2 separate regions of the Homo sapiens genome follow, and region 1 is linked to region 2. A link is a loop called in an ENCODE intact Hi-C map of the cell type or tissue named here. Cell type or tissue: sigmoid colon. All regions are shown on one strand.

Region 1 (8,000 bases), 180 kb before region 2:
CATTTACTAACCAAATGACTTTGAGCAAATTATTTAACCTTTCTATGATTGACTTTATATGTTAAAGGGTTGTTAGGATAGTATCTGATCCACGAAGGAGTTGCGAAAATTAAAGGAGTTAATACAGGACAGAACAGTGCCCCTCACATTGTAAGCACTGAAGAAACTCTGCCTCATCTGTTGTTTTTATTATTATTATCATTACTACCACTACTGTTTAGAGAACTCTTTAAAATTAGCTCATTTAGCCTTCACAAGAAATCTTTAAAGTAAATATTGCTATCCTTATTTTATAAATAAGAAAACCAAACTTAAACCTAGGTCTCCTGACCCTAAAAGGTTATATTCTTGTCTTAAGTATCCTAGATAATGTTGAAACATTCAGATTTTTTAAAAAGTGATCATGAGCCTTCACTAATTTTAGCTTAGTCATTTTCTTTAATAATTTTATAAGAATATTTGTCGTGTCATCCAAAAATTTCATTGGCAAAAGAGAATTCAAGATCATAATGCATTTCTATAAATAGAAAATGTGCCTATATCTGCTTCATATCATTTCCAATTAGAATAGAGAACACATAGATTATAGAATGAGAAAAAGTTTAAATATTTAACACCTAGGTTGGCATATAGCATGTCAAGTCCTCCCCATGCTTCTTTTTCCATCTAAATACATGTATCCTAAATTTCTGATCTCTTAGTCTTTTGAGAAGTTATTTCTTTGATCCTAGTTTTCAACATCTAGGTATACATGACCCTCCCCATCAATGTGGGCAGTTTGCTTTTCAAACCATTTGCAGCTCCACCTCCTAAAAGACCAGTCTCTCTGGACTATTTTTGTGTCACCCATATGATAGTGAATGTTTTTCCATTCCTAGAGCAAAGTCTCCATGAGTCTAACGATGTTTCAGAAAAAGAGTCACCTAAATGCCAGTAATTACATCAAGTTATCAACCCACAGAAAAATAACCACAGCATATGAAGTTCTCTTGGAATCTTTTTAAGAATCAACTTAGCCTGAGTCTGTGATTTAGGTTCCTTTCCACGTCTTTTAAGAGCTAAGCACAACCTAAGTAGAGGAAAAGTCTTTGAAGTACAAGCTGGTTGACCATTTCCTGCGCAGAGTATCCAATCCCATTGAAAATGTCTTGGAATTGTCCCTAGCTTCATCAGTAAGTGCTGGGGGATGACGTCACTGCGGGATTTCAACCGAACTTTATGTTCTGATAAACAATGTGGTGCTGGTAGTGGCCACTGGTGAATTCTTTTTCTCTTGGGAGGTGCCAGCAAAGTTCCTTATAAATTTTCAAGCTTTGTTAAAAGAATAATAGAGGGTAAGACAGAAAGAGCTTGGGGGTGGTCAGGCCCCGAGGAGGATCGCCTATTAAAGTCAGTGAGTGTAGACGACAATATTTTGGTTTAGTGCCACACTTCTTTGAGTATAAAATAAGAAAATAACTGTCGTTTCTTGGATAACAGGCTATTTCCAACTTACCATCACTTGTCTCGTGTGTCAGTCTTCATCCTAACCATGTGGCAGCATGCAGATGACAAGGGTTATCTTGAATTTAATCCTTTTCTTAGATGGACAGATATATTCAGGAGGCTGTAGAGTTCAAAAGTGGTGGTAAAAGCCCTTCCAGTGGCAACAATAACGATGAAAGAACCCAACAGGCAGTTTTGTAAGCTTTACCCTGAACAAAAGCCAAGAGAACATTGCTTGTAACCAAACAAGGAATAAAAATAATACTAGAGTTTCTACAGAAATCAGTGCATGGAAATTCCCTGCTTATTAAGCTGTTTCCATTATGAGATGTTCCCCTATATTAAAATTTTCATAGCATAATATATCCATCATCTGGACATTCTGAAGATTTTTTTTTCAAGGAAAACTACTTCAGTAATTCTTTATAAAAACAGGTTTCCATTTTCTTTAAGAAACAAGGCTGATTTGCCAATGAAAATAAATAAATAGAATATATCTCCTAATTTTTATTCTAATACCTTCACAGAAAATTAAACCAGGTACCAAAAAGTCATAGCTATTGGGTAGGTTGTGAGTGTATCAAATTTGGACGAATATTATCAGATCCTAAATTAATACAATCAGAGTCTCTTTCTACCCTGTTCTCCACATCCCTTTCTACTATAAAAAAATACCCCTTATACTTTCATCCCAACCTCCTATCCTTCCCAAAAGCATCCCCAAAACAATGAAAAATAAAACTTACTGGAGTAGACTGAGAACAAGCAGTTTAGAACTCTCTCCCTCATTCAATTCAATGTACCTGAAATGAGCATTAGTATTAGAACTCAATTCATGAGGGTTATTTTTACTGTAGTTATATGAAATAAATCTTGGGGATTTACCTTAGAGATTGCATAAGGTCAATCTTGCATCCAAGTTTTTACTAACATTGTTTATTCTAACTCCTGTTTCCTTTTACCCTCCTGTAAACTGCCACCTCAAGATCTCTCAAGCCTTTATTTCCTCACATACAACTCTGGGTAAGGTAAGAGAAAACACAAGCCCAGAGTGGCATTTTATATGAGTCAGTAAGGTACACCCATGTATCAAATGGCATGGGAACCAGGGAATCATTTTGAGTTACTAGGTTCAGTAGTGAAACTCTGTAGTTTTCTTGGCCCTTACAAAACCAGGTCACAGCTGCCTGGCTTCCTAATTTGGTTTGATGTACTGTGAATTCCCAAGGGGGTGAGTCACTCTCTTATTCATATGGAAGTACAGGAGCCATTCCAAAACAAAAACCAGTCTGGGTTTATTTATGATTTTATATGCCCTTTACTGCCCCACTATACAGATGATCCAGAGTTGACTTTCAGCTGTTAATTACCATATTGGAGAGGAGATACATGGCATTTTTCATCTTTTGAGTTACAAGACTTCTTTAATGTGAATATTCCCTAAGTGCTTGCTTGCTTCTGCTTTTGGAATGCTTTACTGAGGCTGGATATATATTATGAAACAATGAATGCAAAATCAATCACACATGGAGAAAATCAAAGTAGTAAAATTAACAACATACCTTAAGAAACAGTCTATGTTAAGTCAGTGTAATAGCATCATTATACATTACTCTTGTTACCTATTAAGTGCTCAAGAAAACCATAAATACCTTGCTTTATAGACTTGATGAGGCAGAAAAACCTTTCCTGTGGGTCATCAAATTAAGATGCAGTATGACTTTACGATTTGTTCCATCTTAGAATTTGGCTGTGTTCTATCTTTCTGATTTCCCAGAGCCGTCCACTTCAGGATGTTTGGGCTTCTGCCAGTGGCCGTGGCACAGATGCTTTTAATAAAGGGATCCAACCACCTTCTGGAAAACCTCCCTGCTTCACTAGAACTTTCAAGAGATATCAATCCTGTTTTATTAGTGTTTATTTAAAAAGAAGAAGAAGAGAAAGAAGCTGAAGTAGCCAACACGATCTATGTAGTCTACTTTATGTCCCTTCTTTTGTCACACAAAATAGAATATTTCTCTTGAAAAAGGCTCATACAATTCCGTAGCTATATACTGAGTGCCTACTGTGTGGCAAACTCTGCACTAGGCATGGAGACACCAAGAAGATGCATGACTTGCCTTAGAGCTATTACACAGACGCAGTATTACTTTGTAAAAATATCTGATAACTAAAATTAATCTGTAAGGTATATAGAGATCTTTGTATAAATATCACATTTCATAGAATATTAAAAATATGTAAAATTGACACTAAGTGATTTGTATTATATATGAAATGTTTAGTATATGATTAGTAAAGCTTCATAAACAATGGGAAACTGATGGGTCATTCAAAAAATGGTATAGGCAGAACTGACTTTTTAGAAAAAAGTAGGTTATACCAATCTCAGATAAAACATAAAAAAGTAGATGAATAGCTGTTTGTATTAAGAACAATATAAAATAGAAAGAAATGAACACATATAGTGGTCTTACCACACAGAAGGAGTTTCAAGGTATAAAAGTCATGAATGAGAGAGCAAATGTCAAACTTGACAACATAAAAATGTAGAAATTATACATGGAAATTTTATAAAATTAAAACACAAGTGACAAACTTGATAATATACTTGTAAAATATGACAATGAATTAATATCCTTTATAATCAAAGAAACTGTATGAAACAATTACTATTACCAACCAGTTGTTACCAAGAGTAGAAAAATAACAACTGAGATGGTTAGCAGTACACAGTAAAAGAAATTCAGAGAAATGATGGACACAAACATATATTAAACTTCACTAGTAATCTAAGAAATCTAATGAAAGCAATAATAAATACATTCTTGCTTATCAAGTTGACAAATTTTTTTAAATGTAAAAACAATTAGTGATAGGAAGGTGCACAGGCAATCTCATTCAATTCCGGCCAAAATTTGAATAAATTTTCTAGACCTGTGTTTTACAGAAAGTATTTAGAAAAAAACTAAAGTTATTATTCTTTCATTCAATAATTCTTATTCCAGAAAAATTTCCTAACCTAAAAAACATGTAAAAATACATTCATCACAATGCTCCTTATGACCTAAAAAATTGGAAACAATTTAATTGTTCTGATGTAGAGAAATAGATATAGTCTATCCAAAGGATATTGTACCATATGGTAGAGCTTTGAGGGTGGCCCCACATTCTGCTCCCTCTAGATTCTCTCTGTTCCAGCTCCATCCTAGCTTCCTCAATTTCCCCAGAATGCCATAACCTGCCCTGTGTATAGGTGAGCAGTCTGAGAGCCTGAAAAGCAAGGTGACGTGTCCGAAGTCATACCATCTACTTGGTGTATCTGAAACCAAACTCAGGTCTTCTGGTAGCAGGACCAGAAATTGTTCTACCACATAATGCTTGCTTAGAACAGTGAATTTCAAACTCTGAGTAGTGGAATCTCTCTCTCTCTCTTTTTTTTTTTTTTTTTTTTTTTTTGTGGGATGTCACCTCTAAGTATTTTTGTTTTTCTTTTTTTTTTTTTGAGTGGCAGAATCTTATGCACAATTTCCAATAAATGAAAGAGATCAAAGTATTATAGTACTATATAGTTTTTAATGTAAAAGTATATTTACTTACAAAGTCAATCAGTGAGTAACATAGGAAAATACAAGGAAAATTTATTAAGTGTTTGTCATATAGTAGAAGTGGTTAGGTTGAGTGGGTAGGTTGGTTTTTAAAATACCAACAACAAAAAAAGATGCTGTTCTAAAAACACAAACATTTGAAGGCTGGGTGATGGATATAGTTTTATATCAACGTCAGCACACACTGTATTTCTATATTTGGGTGTTTTTTTTTTTTTTTGTAAAATGGGGAAAATCTTGTTTCATATGAATAAGTAGCTGAAAATGATGAACATTTTTAATAGTTTATATGCCAACCTGTCTCAAGATATTATTCAATTAAACTGAAACAGAAGCTGAAAGAAAAGAAGTAGAAAATTTAATATTTAAAAAATAAATCATTAAAAATACCCAACAAACATTATGTTCCCTAACTGCCAAGGGTTCAACTTGGAAAGAGTCAGTAACAGGGTCCTCAGGCAGTTTAGATCTTGAGTGAACACTGGGGAATGTTATAACATTATAAGATGTTCAACTTGTCAGTTGAAATCCCTCACATTATCCAAAAAGGGCATACCTCACTCTCTATCTCAGCTAGATAGTCACTTTAGCTTTCAGTCAAATTTATTTCATTGCTGACACATTATTTAAAATTTTAAGTTTGACTACAATGTGATCTTACATTGCAAAACTGAGCTTCTTCTGTTTACTACAAAAAATCAGCAAGACATGCAAACTAGTGAAATCAGTTTTTTGAGAACTATTTCACTAGATGAAATTCAGTGAAAACGAATTTTTGCCAGTACCTTGCCACAAAACACCCAAGGGACTTCAGCATGAAAAAAAAATTCTGAAATGAATACTGCGCATATTGTTTAAATAATTCTTAAAAGACAACAAAAAAGCAAAAGCCCTGGTTGAATAACATTTACAATTAGAATGATCTTAACGCCTTGCTTGAAAGATCTTAACAGCTTATGCTCTCCTATGCCACCCAAATAGCTTTTCAAAAATAGTGTTTCTGAAAGGCACTAGCCTGACTATTTTTTCCCTGATATTCATTTTACACAAACTACATAATTTTTTTTAAAAAATGTTTTGCCCTTTTGTTCGTTTGTGTGTTGAAAATTGTAGGTGAGAAGCAGTGGATTTCCCTCACCCATCGCTAGGTTCATGGCTGAGGCCACTATAATAGAAGACAGATTAACAAAAGAAAAGAATATAAATTGGTTATATAAGTTTTACATGACACTGTAGACTTCTTTAGGAAATGAAGCCTGAATAATGAGGCATGCTTCTGTTTTTTCTTTTTTTTGGGGGGGGGGGGGGGAGGGGGGATGGAGTTTCACTCTGTCGCCCAGGCTGCAGTGCAGTGGCGCAATCTCGGCTCACTGCAAGCTCCGCCTCCTGGGTTCACGCCATTCTCCTGCCTCAGCCTCCCGAGCAGCTGGGACTACAGGCACCCGCCACCACGCCCAGCTAATTTTTTTGTATTTTTGGTAGAGACAGGGTTTCACCGTGTTAGCCAGGATGGTCTCAATCTCCTGACCTCGTGATCTGCCCACCTTGGCCTCCCAAAGTGCTGGGATTACAGGCGTGAGCCACCATGCCCGGCAAACCTCTGTATTTTTTATGAAAGGCTTGAGGAAGAGTGGGCGGTCACAAGGAAATATGATTAGAGGACAAAGGGTGTGGTCTAATGGTACTGAACTGCGGGTGGGGGGGGCTTAGCAAAACCTGTGTGTTCACATTCTTCTTGGTATCTCTGTGTCTTTGGCTCCTATACCCCGGGTATAGGGAGAGCACTTTTCAAAGAGGGTCATATGACCTGCTTCCGGTGAAGATCAGAAAATCCCTCCTAGGTTTTATGACCTCCTTCAGGAGAGAAGAGCAGGGGTAGAGGGTGGTGGTCAGAAAGGCCTTCCTGTTTCTACTGCTTTCTCAAATGTCACGATGTACCACATTTTGGGGTGGCATGTCCTGAACCCCATCCAAACCAATCTAACGACTTCTACTGTGCGGCAAGTGCTTAATAAATTTTCCTTATCTTTTCCTGCATAAACCTACTGAACAAAGAAGAAAAATCAGCAGTAGTGATACTCTCAAAATGTTGACTCATAAAGATTCCGCATAATCTTTATGAATTCTTTGAATTAATGTAGCTGCTTGAATTAATGAAGTATGTTGAATTCATGTTCTTATTAAATATTCTTAGGTTATAGCACCATAATTCTAATTGTTTCTTCAATAGCAGCCTATTCATCTAACATACTTGTTAGCATATAGTTTAATGAGCTTTTTCTGGAGAAAATGCGTTTCTTCTTCACAAACAATACATTTTGTCATTGCTTCCATTTTTTTCTGTAACATGTATGCTAAATTAATCTGATAACCTTATTTTTATGCTCCCTATGCTTTGTTTTAAAATCATTTAACTTTATGTCTGGGTTCTCTATTCTGTCCCATTGGTCTATGTGTCTGTTTTTGTACCAGTACCATGTTGATTGGTTACTGTAGCCTTGTAGTATAGTTTGAAGTTCAGGTAGTGTGAGGCCTCCAGCTTTGTTCTTTTTTTCTTAGGATTACTTGGGTGACTCAGGCTCTTTTTTGCTTCTCTATGACTTTTAGAATAGTTTCTTTTAATTCTATGAAAAATGATGTTGGTAGTTTGATAGGAATAGCATTGAATCTATAAACTCTTTGGGCAGTATGGCCATTTTAATGATATTGATTCTTCCTGTCCGTGGGTATGGAATGTTTTTCCATTTGTTTGTCTCTTCTCTGATTTCTTTCGGAAGCATTTTATAATTCTCATTGAAGAGATTTTTCACCTTCTTAGTTAGCTATATTCCTAGGAATTTTATTCTTTTTGTGGCTATTGTAAATGATAATACCTGAAACTATAAAAACTGTAGAAGAACACCTAGA
Region 2 (8,000 bases):
ATGTCTGTTGGCTGCATAAATGTCTTCTTTTGAGAAGTGTCTGTTCATATCCTTTGTCCACTTTTTGATGGGGTTGTTTTTTTTCTTGTAAATTTGTTTAAGTTCTTTGTAGATTCTGGATATTAGCCCTTTGTTAGATGGATAGATTGCAAAAATTTTCTCCCATTCTGTAGGTTGCCTGTTCACCCTGATGATAGTTTCTTTTGCTGTGCAGAAGCTCTTTAGTTTAATTAGATCCCATTTGTGTATTTTGGCTTTTTTTGCCATTGCTTTTGGTGTTTTAGTCATGAAGTCTTTGCCCATGCATGTGTCCTAAATGGTATTGCCTAGGTTTTCCTCTAGGGTTTTTGTGGTTTCAGGTCTTACATTTAAGTCTTTAATCCATTTTGAGTTAATTTTTGTATAAGGTATAAGGAAGGGATCCAGTTTCAGCTTTCTACATATGGCTAGCCAGTTTTCCCAGCACTATTTATTAAATAGGGAATCCTTTCCCAATTGCTTGTTTTTGTCAGGTTTGTCAAAGATCAGATGGTTGTAGATGTGTGGTGTTATTTCTGAGGCCTCTGTTCTGTTCCATTGGTCTATATATCTGTTTTAGTACCAGTACCATGCCGTTTTGGTTACTGTAGCCTTGTAGTATAGTTTGCAGTCAGGTAACGTGATGCCCCCAGCTTTGTTCTCTTTGCTTAGGATTGTCTTGGCTATGCAGGCTCCTTGTTGGTTCCATATGAAATTGAAGTAATTTTTTCCAATTCTGTGAAGAAAGTCAGTGGTAGCTTGATGGGGATAGCATTGAATCTATAAATTACTTTGGGCAGTATGGCCATTTTCACGATATTGATTCTTCCTATCCATGAGCATGGAATGTTTTTCCATTTATTTGTGTCCTCTTTTATTTCGTTGAGCAGTGGTTTGTAATTCTCCTTGAAGAGGTCCTTCACATCCCTTGTAAGTTGGATTCCTGGGTATTTTATTCTCTTTGTAGTAATTGTGAATGGGAGTTCATGATTTAGTTCTCTGTTTGTCTGTTAGTGGTGTATGGAATGCTTGTGATTTTTGCACATTGATTTTGTATCCTGAGACTTTGCTGAAGTTGCTTATCAGCTTAAGGAGATTTTGGGCTGAGACTGTGGGGTTTTCTAAATATGCTATCATGTCATCTGCAAACAGAGACAATTTGACTTCCTCTTTTCCTAATAGAATACCTTTATTTCTTTCTCTTGCCTGATTGCCCTGGCCAGAACTTCCAATACTATATTGAATAGGAGTGGTGAGAGAGGGCATCCTTGTCTTGTGCTGGTTTTCAAAGGGAATGCTTCCAGGTTTGCCCATTCAGTATGATATTGGCTGAGGGATTGTCATAAACAGCTCTTATTATTTTGAGATGTGTTCCATCAATACATAGTTTATTGAGAGTTTTTAGCATGAAAGGCTGAATTTTGTCTAAGGCCTTTTCTGCATCTATTGAGATAATCATGTGGTTTTTGTTGTTGGTTCTGTTGATGTAATGGATTACATTTATTGATTTGCGTAAGTTGAACCAGCCTTGCATCCCAGGAATGAAGTCGACTTGATCGTGGTGGATAAGCTTTTTGATGTGCTGCTGGATTTGATTTGCCAGTATTTTATTTAGGATTTTTGCATCAATGTTCATCAGGGATATTGGTCCAAAATTCTCTTTTTTTGTTGTGTCTCTGCCAGGCTTTGCTATCAGGATGATGCTGGCCTCATAAAATGAGTTAGAGAGCATTTCCTCTTTTTCTATTGATTGGAATAGTTTCAGAATGAATGTTGCCAGCTCCTCTTTGTACCTCTGGTAGAATTCGGCTGTGAATTCATCTGGTCCTGGACTTTTTTTGGTTGGTAGGCTATTCATTATTGCCTCAATTTCAGAACCTGTTATTGGTCTATTCAGAGATTCAACTTCTTCCTGCTTTAGTCTTGGGAGGGTGTATGTGTCCAGGAATCTATCCATTTCTTCCAGGTTTTCTAGTTTATTTGTGTAGAAGTGTTTGTAGTATTCTCCAATGGTAGTTTCTATTTCTGTCTTCGCCTACTTTTCAACATTTTGTGTAATGTTTTGCATAAGCATTTGTTGAAATGAACTGAATTAGTTTAGGATCCCCTCAGCCTGCCCAAAAACTGGCCCCTTTGCTGACTCCCATACCTAAATGTTCTACCAAACTGCAAGATACCTACACACTCCAGTGGAGTCTACATCTTCCTGTAGTCTAACCTGCACCACTAGGGGTTCATGGGTCCCGAGCTGTGGTCCACAGCACACCTGTTGTCCTGGGCTTATAATGTTGCTGTGAAGAAACACCAGGATAAATGTTCGGTTTTCCTCAGGACATAGTTTTGGTGCTCACTTTTATTAACCCTGTCATGTCCAGCAGAGAGAGAAGAAACATGGCCTGGGAAGACTGAAGGGACCTATGAAGTACATCATGCGTAGTTGTTCCTGGTCTCTGTTGTGGAGAATGGAGATGCTGGCCACGTGCAGGAGTGCTTTAGAGAGCAAGGGCTCCCGAGGGCACCTGGAATCCCAATTTAGTCACTTTATAAGCTCTCTGTGCTCCTCAGGACAGTGGGGATGATACACACACCTATGCCTGGGGCTTGTCACAAGGACTAAAGGTGCTCATACACATAAAGCCCTTCAAACAGATCCTGACATTTAGAAAATCCTCCTAAAAATACCAACAATTAAGGAGCTGGTAGGGGGTGGGTGGGGGTTTGGGAAGGAACACAGAATATCCATCGGAAGAATGGTAACTAAGTAAGAACAATAGCTACTGGTTTTTGAATACCAACTATGTGCCAGGCACTGTGCTAAGCAATTTATATATAATGCATTTCTAAAAAACAACGAACTTTGCTTGGTGGAAATTCTGGAGATTAAAAGTATTATCCCAGAAATACGTGAATGATGCGTAATCTTACACCCATCCGTGTTTTCATTACTGAAGGCAGACCCAGATTTCATAGTCCCCAAGTTGACTCCTCAAGTTGTTCTCCTTCTACCCAACCTTTATAAAAAGACATGTCTTTGTGTTCTTTTAAGGTCTTTTACAGCTTTTGAAATTCTCCTTGGGCATTCCCACTGCTTCTTGTTCAGTATCTTTTTTTATGAGACTCCTATGTTCCTGGTGATTGAAGCTTACTTTTTTCTCATTTTCCCTCTGAAAAACTATCAAGCTCAAAAATGAGGATAGCTCTTGTTGACACTAGTCTAAAACCTGCCTTACCTTCTTTAGAAAACAAACACACTACTATTTACATATTCACTTTTCAGCATTCAAGTTCCAAAATGCACATTTGTCAGAAAGTCATCATTCTAAGCTAAAGATGCAAGGTGATGCAGTATTGTTTGGCGACTCTAACTTAGTGAAATTTCCCTTTTCTCTGATTTTTATATGCAAATCAAGATTTTTAAGAAGAGAAGAAAGAACTTTTTTCACATGCAAAGAAAATTGTGTTTCATTCCTTTTGCGAAAAATGTGGTTTCTGGACGACTAACTCCTGGTTTGCCTCTTTCCTACATACAAAGCTCTCTCACCGACAGCCCAGGAACACACAGCTAGTGAAACAGAACAATGGACAGGAAGCCTCCTACTTAGCCAGTTCAGCACATAGTCCTTGATGACCAGGCAGGCCCAGTGTCACTCAAGAAAGTGGAAGATTGAACGCCCACAGGGGAAATTTGGGTCTAATCAGCCATCTTGGCTCCCTCCTGTAAGATCATGGTACTCGGAACAATAATCTCTGCCTAAGTTATCTGAACTGGCTGCTTGTGCTATCCCATAAATCTATGGAGTGATTAAATTGCACAACCTTCCTCCTCTCTTTTAGGCCAGATAAACATCTTAGGAGAAATCGTTCACTTAGTTAATTTGGAGAGTAGTCAGCTGAAATAAACAAAGCTTCTAGCTGAGATGTGCAGTATGGTGAAAGTTGTCTGAGATTTGGGATCTGGATTTTCTCTGTCTTTATTTTGCAAGTGGTGGCAGTGACATGAATTAGTAATGTGCTCAGCAAGCTCAGAGGAATACCTTTCATGAGAGCTGCTTCTTTCCCACCATATTTGGGCTGCTTTGCGGCTTCACCTTTCTGATACCAGCACTATCTCATCTTCCTGGTTCCTTAGTGATGCCCCTGCTATGAATCTCTATCCCATATTCCGTGCAACCTGTTTATACCAAGAACGTCACTATCTTCTTCATTCATCTCAGATGCCATGGAAGCCCAGTAGCTACTGCTCTGTCCCTGACACCTTTTCCTCACCCTGAAATGACCTTGACATACCACGACAGGGGCCAGAGTCTGGTTCTTGTCACATGGCCTGTGTTTCAGCCACTGTAAGTTGTCATCGCTGTCAGAGTCTCCACCCTCTTTGCCAGTTACATAAGAGGCTACATAGACATCTGCTTCCTAGCACAAGCTTTTATTAACCAGAGGCAGCGTGAGAGGCCAAGTAAGCAAGAGGTCCATTCCGGAGCCCTGTCCTCAGGGAGGGTGAGGGGCTGTCGTCAGGTCAGGTCGTGGCTCCTGGGGCAATTCAGCTCAGCTCTGAGCCTGTTTGCAGCCTTCAGTACAGGGGATGACATGTGATGTTGTCAGCCTGAAGGGGCAAAAAAAAGCAGCAGCCTTTCAAAATCAGAATGCCCCTGCTGTTTGTTTCCTTTTGGAACACAATAAGAACAGACTGGGGACATGACTCTAGGCTGTCAACGCTTCCTACCAGCTTCCACAGCACCTTTCATATGCCAGAAGAAAAAAAACAAGTTGCTTAAGTTAAACAAGGACTCAATGAATAGTCAAAATAATTGTTTAGCTTGGATATAAGGCCTTAGGTAAATAGATGATTGCCTGAGACCCTGGGCCAGGAAAAGCAGCTAGGCAGGACACCGCTTGTTCTGTCCCTCAGAAAACAGCCCAGTAGCCTCTGCTCCTCTGAGGACTGTTGTTACTGAATTAATTCTCTCTTCCCACCAGCGTATTAAAGCAATTTAATATCAGAACAGGCTCCTTAAAGCAGGGAGAAGGAAAGAAAACTTTCTATATTAGAAATATACCATTAACACATAAATCTTACTACATGAGCGCTTCCATTAAATAGAATGCTTCAGATTGGGAATGTCTGGTGTGTTTGTATTGAACTGTTTTCATGTTGTGAAATTTCTCAGATGCATTGTTAGCATACTTACAATTGTCCTGCCTCCTGCCTTACTGGTATTCTTAACATGATTTCATCCTTTTGAAAATGATTATTTACTACACCAAAGGGGCATTGTTAGGTTTATGAGGAATCAGCTTCTCAAAGTGCAGTGTAGTTATGGACAGTGTCAGCACTGAAATGGAATCTTCCAGGTATGGTTTCCTTATTTGTTGTTATTGCCGATTTGTTTGGGTTTGTTTGCTTGTTTAGGTATCTTTGCTCTCACCTAGCTCCATTGTTACTTGTCTCTTCTTCCCAAAGTAGGGTGCAGTGTGAAAATTTGTTGCCAGCTAATTTCAGTTCTGCTGAAGAATATTTTTAATAATTGCTTTCTTACTTAAAAGTAATAGATTCCTTGTTGATCCAGGACAGGATTTGGTTGTCTTGCTTGTACAGCCCATTTCCACTGAAATGCTCTTTGATTGAACCGTGAACTCATCAAGGGAGTGGGATTCTCCTGGTATTCTTTTTCCACAAATCATCATGACTGTACATTTGGTTTATCAGCAAACAGCAATCAAAGCATACATTACGTAAGAAAAAGTTAATGCTGACCTGTTTAACCAATTTTTCATCTTGATAATATAGGAAAGTGGTTAAGAACATGAGGTTTCAAGTCGGTTCTGAGTTTAAGCATAAGCTCTGCACTTACTAGCTCTATGAGTCTGAACAAATTATCAAATTTCCATTAGCTTTGCTTCCTCATCTGTAAAGCTGTCAAATAATAATAATAACAGCTACTTTGGGTTGTTGGGTTGATGATGTGAGATAATACATGTAAAATCCTCAGCACAGTATAAGTATTCAATGAATGTTATCTACCATATTATTTTCACATACCTTATAATTTCCTTACAACAACTCTGTGATGTAGATAAAATTGCTATGATTTATGCAATTTAAATATTAGACAACTGGACTTCAGAGTGATTACTGATTCATCCAGGGTTACCCAAGATGGCAAAATGTTCGTCCTGTCAGTACAGGAGCCCCCAAGTTCCCAGTGTATTGCCCTCCCTTCATCCATTTGGCCACAGGGTACTCTTCCTCAGTTTCCCTAAATCTAAAACTTTACGTAATAATGGGCCTCCGCTGCCCTAGATTGTCAGGTGAAGACCAGGAAGAAATCCTGTCACAGGCATTAAAAACTTCATCAATATTACACAGTGATTTCCAAAAGGTGAGCGTGAAAGTGCTGGAAGGAGCCCATGAGATTACAGCAACAGGTCAACAAATCCACAAGCCCAGCCAGCTTTGTAGATAAAATCTATACAGTTCCTCTTTGGTAATACTGAGAAGAAAATACTAATGGAGAAGTGATTTCCAAAAGGTGAGCGTGAAAGTGCTGGAAGGAGCCCATGAGATTACAGCAACAGGTCAACAAATCCACAAGCCCAGCCAGCTTTGTAGATAAAATCTATACAGTCTCCTCCATGCATCATTTTTACTGTATATGTCTCCCTTCTTACCATTATAAAACATAAATTTATTTAAAGTCAGTGAGTCTATCATTTTAACATGCTGTATTTTCTCAATTGATATTAAAACTACAACTACTTTTATGTGAGGATCTAAGATTTTCATTTCTTTTTTCATTTTAAAAACCAGGTCTACACACTCCCTAAGGTGTGTGTTTCTAATCATAAGGTTAGAAAACAACGGTATTGTAGAAAGAGCTCTTCCTATGAAGTCTAACAGCCTAGATTTAAGTGCTACCCCACTGACTATAAGCTGAAAGCACCATAAACTTAGGCAGCTCAATTAAAGTCCATAAATATTTACTATATCAGGACTTTAAGGGGCTTGTGCCCTTAACTGGGACTACAGAGCGAATAGTAGTCCTTCACAACCATTCTTCTCTGAGCCTCTATTTTCTTACTTATAAAGTAAAGAGAATAAAGGTGTCTCTCCTCACAGGGTTATTATGAAGGTCCAATGAGAAAAAACAAGAAGATAAATATACTGTCATGTTGTGAAAGTGCTTTGTAAACATAGGGTGTTCAAGACAACTGCCGAGGAGAGAAAAACACTTCAACTTTTCTTGGTAGCTTTCCTTTATTGACCAGCCACCCCATATTAAAGTACATAAGTACATTTTTTTTAAAGCTAACAGCTTTACCCTCATTGATGTAAGTTTATATTCAGACCTATAAAAGTACTTTTCCATCTATTCCTCTTCCTCTCACTTTGGTTTATAACATTTATCCATAAATTACAATATTCTTTCATATCAATATGGCAATGTAATATCACATTATACAAAGCATTGAAGAAGGCACCAATGTAAAATTCAAAGCAGAGAACAGCCCAAGAGCTCATGGCTTGCACTTTACAACCCCAAGTACACTCAAGGCCCATCTATGAGGGACATTTTAAGCATATCAGTTGCATGAGTTGCAGCTGATGGGGATCTCACCCAGGCCCTGAGTTCCTCCAGGAATTAGGAAAGGAAGGAGAGAGGACTGTTCTTCCTTTCAGCTCCCAGGCTGGGGCCCCAGTGCCACCTTACTTCGGGAAAAAGGTGATTTATGGGAGTGTACCCATTACTACTGGAATTGAAACCTTCCCTGATTCAGTTCTTCCAGAGATACATTATGTCTCACATATTTCTACCTCTCCTCTGATTCCATATTATATATAATAACTGGTGAATTTGGTCTTTATTTCTACTCTTGTCAACAGAGAACATTCACTTAGAATCCACTAAGTACCAGACAGCATTCAAAGTGCTATTATGGAGAAATGTAAATAACATGATATGCATGATCCCTGCTTTGCAGGA

What was found. Hi-C counts contacts between places; a loop is a spot of excess contacts. Peaks named below come from ENCODE experiments on the same cell type or tissue, not always from the same donor. Only the 100,000 strongest peaks of a DNase experiment are listed, where the experiment ranks them.
Region 1: it touches region 2 in a loop (13-fold over the local background); 2 of 110 quality-filtered maps call a loop at or near these places.

Annotation. Positions count from the first base shown.
Region 1 is chr6:135,919,699-135,927,698 of GRCh38, forward strand. All of the region lies in intron 1 of PDE7B (phosphodiesterase 7B), which reads left to right. Among named protein-coding and RNA genes, the nearest start is that of PDE7B, 72 kb to the left of the region's middle. In sigmoid colon, no CTCF peak of the experiment used is centred here; DNase peaks (open chromatin) are centred at 2,683 and 3,293; H3K27ac peaks cover 569 bases.
Region 2 is chr6:136,099,548-136,107,547 of GRCh38, forward strand. All of the region lies in intron 2 of PDE7B (phosphodiesterase 7B), which reads left to right. Among named protein-coding and RNA genes, the nearest start is that of PDE7B-AS1, 31 kb to the left of the region's middle. In sigmoid colon, no CTCF peak of the experiment used is centred here; a DNase peak (open chromatin) is centred at 4,424; H3K27ac peaks cover 1,595 bases.